2 separate regions of the Homo sapiens genome follow, and region 1 is linked to region 2. Evidence: chromatin loops called from intact Hi-C (ENCODE). Cell type or tissue: PC-3. All regions are shown on one strand. Each heading gives the region's core, and the rest is flanking DNA. Links, peaks and the distances in the headings are about the cores only. Region 1 has its middle 80 kb from the start of TMEM260. Region 2 overlaps TMEM260 (transmembrane protein 260).

Region 1 (2,922 bases), core at 323-2,822, 74 kb before region 2:
AACATATGCCTGTGAGAAAGGACAATTATTCCTCTATGACAAGAGGGGAAACTCACTCACATGGCAGGGAGAGGCTGACCATGAGAACAAGTCTAGGAATTGGCTAGTCATTCCTTTAGGCCAGGTCCTGTTTCACTACAATTTTCCCTTTTTTAATTCCTTCCTTCCCTCCCTTCCTCCCTTCCCTCTTTCCCTCCCTCCCTCCCTCCCTCCCTCCTTTCCTCCTTCCCTCCCTTCCTTCCTTCTTTCTTGCTTTTTCTTTCTTTCACCAACTACCTGTCTGTCTATCCATTTTAAGATTGGGTAACACTTGCTCATGGTACAAAATTCAGAGCTAACAAGGGCACAGAGTGAAAAGCAAGTCTCCTGCTCCACCACCGAGGGCATTCCTGGTTCCCTACCCAGAAGCAGGCTTTGTGGTTTCTCCCCTTTTTCATTTTCCCACGCCTCTCACCTCAGATCCTATGGAAGCATCCACAATTGTGGGGAAGAATTCCAGAGGAGAGGCAGAGTCTAGGAGGAGGAGGGGTGGCGACCACCAGGATTCCAGACCCACTAGGCTGGTACCTGGCCCAGGGTTGGATCCTCCAGCGTGGACAGGACAGTCTGTGGTTGCCTCCTGCAGCCACCTGACACCTGGGCAGTAGTGGGAGGGAGGCTGGTGCCTTTTTCTTTAGCATGGTTGTCTGTTTGGTTTTATTATGTTGTGTCCCCACTCCCGCCTCCAGCTTTTCCTTCAGCTGCAAACCAGAGTGCCTATGGATGAATGTTTGTTTACATATGTCATGTTGCTGTCCCTTCAGAACAAATGTGTGTATTTGAGGCAGGAGACTGTGTTTGGTTTTTAAACTAAGTGGAACTGCCAAACACCCTTCACCCAGCTTGTGGACAGGTGCACTATTAAGAGTTTACATAAGAAAAATCTGTGCCAATTGTAACAGGTAGAGAAGAGAGAGCGAGACAGAGACAGAACCTGAATAATCCTTTGGCAATTCTTAGTGTGACACAAGATTCACTTCCTTCTTAGCAATTCTGTGCCTCATGCCTCATTCCTGATAATTTTAGGATCTGCTATGTCTTTTGCTATGAGAATTAGCATCAGCAGCTTTCAAAATGACTTACCAGTTAGCCCCTCCAGAAATCTTAGGACATTATTCTTTTCTTCTCCAAATTCCCCATCTCTAAGCCTTCTAATTCTCCTTCAAATTTCCATCTGTAAAGTTAATACAATCCAATAAGAAAATAATGTGCTCTTGAGACGTTGACATGCTCAGAGCCATTTTATCCTGCCCTTAAGCCTGGAAAGTTTGAATTTTCCTTGGGATAAAAAAGTAAGAAATAATAGAATAATTCACTGTACTGTAACAATTAAATCCAGCAATTTAACATTGCGCATTGGTAAATATAATGCTTGCAACAACCAAAAGTCTCCCACGTATTGACAGACAAAACCAAAGTTATAAATCTACACCTCCTATTCCGAACCACATTCCTAAATGTAAATAAGCATCCAAGCATGCTGCTACATATCTTTACAGAAGCAATTACAAACAAGCCTTATCAGTTGCTAAGTCACCAACACACACAATGCTTATCTGCTATGCCCTCTACTGGATAGAGTACACAAGGCAAGTCGCATTATTTCCAATTAATTTTTGGCATCATCACTCTGCATCTGCTTTAGGAATGCAAGGCGTGAAATTTATAGTAGCAGGTTTAATATTCCATCCAGCCAAATCATTTCGCTACAAGGACTTACCTTTGGTAAAATATTTTGGGTTTTTTTTTTAAGTACATAGATTGCTTCTCCCCTTCTTGCAACCCACTGTCCAAACTCTCAAGCTGTCACAAAACTCAGTACGTGGCAGGAATAATTTCATGCTGAGTAAAATGTGTTTAATTTCACATCTTCTAAGAATAATTACTTAGCATAATGCCACTTAAAATGTATTTTTATCTGCAAATGCTAATGAAGCTACAAAAACCTGACTCATCTTTTGAAAGAATGAGGGTATTAAGGGTGCTTCGCCTCCACTCCCTCTTCTCCGTAGTGGCTGCCTGAAGAGAGAAACCCGGACTGGAAGAATAATCCCCGACTAGATCCTGCTGTCTTCAAGCTGGGTGTGAGCCCAGTGGCTTTGAGGGGAATTTAATCCCATCGGCCTCTCCGGAGCCTCCCAAGGTGCTGAAAACAGAGCTTCAGGCTCCCTGGGGCTGCCCAGTTCTCACCCAGGTCCACCTAGACAGCTACTAGGAAGAGGCTCAGGCCCAGGGTCGAGAGCTACCTACCCTAACGACTAGGCTGGTGGCAGGCCTGTGGCCTTTGGCCTTAGGGATTGTGTCTCTTTGATCATTGGTGCACCCAAGTCATAAAGACCACTGTCCTATCTATTGTTTGTCTTGAGGCCTAAAGCAGTAGTTAACAAAGAATGACAAGGAGTAAAGGGGGAAAAGGAGTGCCTTGCTTTTAAAACTAAAAAAAAAAAAAAACAAAAACCAAAAAACAAAAACCCTCTTTTATTCCTAAATAGTTTTAGAATTACAGAAAAGTTGCAACAATAGTTCAGAAAGTTCCTGTCTACCCTTCATCCAACTTCACTCACCTTAATATCTTACATAATGATCAAAACCAAGAAGCTGGGACATTAGTGCAATACTTACTATTAACCACACTATAGATTTAAATTCAGATTTCACCACTATTTCTAATAATAGTATTTTTTGTTGGGCGTGATGGCTCATGCCTGTAATCCCAGCACTTTGGGAGGCTGAGGTGGGCGGATCAACTGAGGTCGGGAGTTCAAGACCAGCCTGGCCAACATGGAGAAACCCTGTCTCTACTAAAAATACAAAATTAGCTGGGCATGGTGGCACATGCCTGTAATTCCAGCTACTTGGGAGGCTGAGGCAGGAGAATCGCTT
Region 2 (2,922 bases), core at 169-2,668:
AAACATGGAAAAGTTTTAGAAAATGAATCCCTTTACTTGCACAAAGAGCTATTTATAGCTATATAACATTTAAATATATGTCTATGTTACATAAATGATCTAAAATACAGACTATCAAAATGAATATATTAGTCTTCTTTAAATGTTTTTGTTCTAAAGTATCTTGTGAAAATTAATAATATACTCATTCAATACAGAACAAGGAAGTTCCCATTCAACCTAGATATTTAAAAACAAAAAACACTTTTTCTCTCAGTGGAAATACTGACAGATTATTAATTACAAAAGACTCAGAAGGAACAATTCTAATAAAAATTATCCTAACCATTGAGAAAAAGAAAAATATTAATAGTACTAATGAATCTAAGCAGAAACATTATTTTAAATATTTCATAAAGACTAAAATAACAAATTTAATAATATAACAATTTGGGAAAAGATCAACAGTTACAATACTTGAATCTGAAAGTTTTTTCACATACAGATCAAAAGTAAACTTCAGAGTTATAATTATACTAACTCTTATCTTTCTATAAATAATTAAAAGAGAATTTAGAATTTGGCTAAAGGGCAGTATTATGACTTTGACACAAATAAAAATATTGGTCTCCAAAAAAGACATTTGAAATTGTACCTATTCAAATTATATTTACCTACAGAAATCATTTGTTTTATAGTAAGACATGCAAAAGTTTTTAGAAGAAGTGTTTTAATTTGGTTTTTCCTTTTGCAGAAAGTGTAATTTGTATTTTTCACTATAATCCTCTTAGGTATAGGATGCACTGAGTTAAGAATGAAGGAGACAGAACATCAAAGACAATGGGTTACCAGCATTCTAAACTAATGACCAATGTTTTAAAAGCAGGGTAGACTTCCAACCTAAGAAAGTCTTCTATCAATGAATTACTTGGGATCTAATTTGCCTACCTTTACTACAGCCATAACGGAGCAGAGTGAAACCTTACTAAAACCACATCCCAAATTGATTTCCTTAGTTAATATCCTTATTTCAGAAAGTATACAACATGTTCATATTTAGAATACAATATAATTAGGTATTAGCCCTGGACCTGATAGGCAGCTGCTCGTCAGCAATACTGTGAATAATTAAATGATATTTACCATTTACCAAAAGATGAACCTCATATTGTTGAATTAAACTGGCCCATCTGCATCTTCACAAAATGACAAACCTCATTAGTTCTGCCTAATCAGAGAACTGTGATAATGAACTGGTGACACCTTCACTCCACTGTAGGAAACAAAACCAACTGTGTAATCATTTGAGGGGTCAAATGCATATGAAAGTATTATAAATTAAGAAAGTGAAATCACATGTGTTAGGGAAACCAAGCAACAAAAGATTTTTTTAATGTATGTACTTGAGCCATAAGAAATCTACATCTCCAACTGCTCAAAATTAATTTTAACTAATCAACTACTTTACCTGAAAACGGTGAAAAAAAGTAATGATGCAGCTACTGCTCCAAATAAGCCACAGAGAAGATTGACGCGGTAGGCAATTGAACCAAAAGGAAACAGTGTAATTGCCAGTTTAGCCACCAGCGTGAACAAAGGATAGCCAGGAGGATGGGCAACCTACGGAAAAATTAGCAACAGTTAGAAGGTTTTCATCTAGGAAAGGAAGAGTCCCACAGGCCTTAATTGAAAAGTAGCCCTTTTCTCAAGCAGCTATAAAGATTAGGCACCAATGACTAAATGTTTGAATAGTGGTTTTCTATTGTAATCCTCTTGAGGCAATACAAATAAATATTTTCTTTAGTGGATTTGGCAGCGTCTATCACATGGTGCGTCACCCAGAGAAAGGGTGACATATTTCATTGTCAGTTCTTAAGCAGTTTGTTCTCTGGGTTCACAGTACATTAGGGTCATTTAAAAGGCTATTGAAAAAAAGCAGGTTCTGAAATATCGTATTGGTTAGAAAGTTGAAAGACCACACTGCTATCGGATTACCACCATGCTGACAGTCGTAAGGTCTTGCCTGAAGGGATCATGCACCATAATAAAGTTTATTAAATAATAAACTTATTAAAACTGTTAACCCGATTTATTTTATTCCCCACAGCTTATACAAAATTTGGGGTGATAATAAGGCAGCTACTGTATATATAGTAAAGGCTTTGCTTTATAATTTAGTTTAATTGGATTTAAAACTTAAAGTAAATTGTCACGTACTGTACTTATAAGTTACTAAAAACGGGGGTTTGAAAATAAATTAATCTACTTTACTCCATGCTTAATTAAACTTTCTTAATTCCTAAAACTGTTAATGAGAGCATTGATTAAACAATAAAACTAATACTTACTCCAAGCTCATGTGCGGCTGTGATCAGTTCCCCTGTGAAAAAATAATGTAAAACCAATAATTACTATTAGAGAATGACACTCCTCCAAAGTTTTCAAAATCCAAATGCTTGCATTGGGGTTTTGCATTAATTTGACTGGATAAAACTGTAAATCTGTAGAGATTTAACAGCATGAAATAGTCTAAGAATATTTTCTCCTTTAGGTCTTATTGAACAAACTATCTTTGATAGTCTTTAAGAAGTGGTCAGTGGAAATATAGGTACATTCTGGTCTTTAAAAAATGCTTATTTTCCCTCTTGAAAGTTGTATCCACTTGCAAATATACAAATACTGTTGGAGCATTAGTGTAATATGCTTTATTATCCCTCAAGAAATTAGCACGAAAGTCTATAAAGATACAACCTTATAGTAAGGTAAAATGCGCAGACATCTGAGGTTTGGACACTCCATAAAATGTCCCATACTACCCTAAAACTGGCATTTGGGTATCTTCTCCACATTAATTGCACTGGATATCTTTAAATGATTTCCAAGTGTTTATTAACTCCACGTTATTTCGGTAAGGTTCACTGTAAGACATTTTTTCAAACCATT

The links. Hi-C counts contacts between places; a loop is a spot of excess contacts. Peaks named below come from ENCODE experiments on the same cell type or tissue, not always from the same donor. Only the 100,000 strongest peaks of a DNase experiment are listed, where the experiment ranks them.
Region 1: it touches region 2 in a loop (2.3-fold over the local background); 3 of 110 quality-filtered maps call a loop at or near these places.

The regions. Positions count from the first base shown.
Region 1 is chr14:56,658,830-56,661,751 of GRCh38, reverse strand. It overlaps a transcript of TMEM260 not described here. Among named protein-coding and RNA genes, the nearest start is that of TMEM260, 80 kb to the right of the region's middle. In PC-3, for the core only: a CTCF peak has its summit at 1,596 (motif pointing left); a DNase peak (open chromatin) is centred at 1,601; H3K27me3 peaks cover 476 bases.
Region 2 is chr14:56,584,438-56,587,359 of GRCh38, reverse strand. It overlaps TMEM260 (transmembrane protein 260), which reads right to left. Exons shown (of 16, transcript NM_017799.4): 2 at 2,328-2,359; 3 at 1,448-1,599. Among named protein-coding and RNA genes, the nearest start is that of TMEM260, 6.1 kb to the right of the region's middle. In PC-3, for the core only: a CTCF peak has its summit at 1,552; a DNase peak (open chromatin) is centred at 1,739; H3K4me3 peaks cover 483 bases; H3K27ac peaks cover 1,616 bases.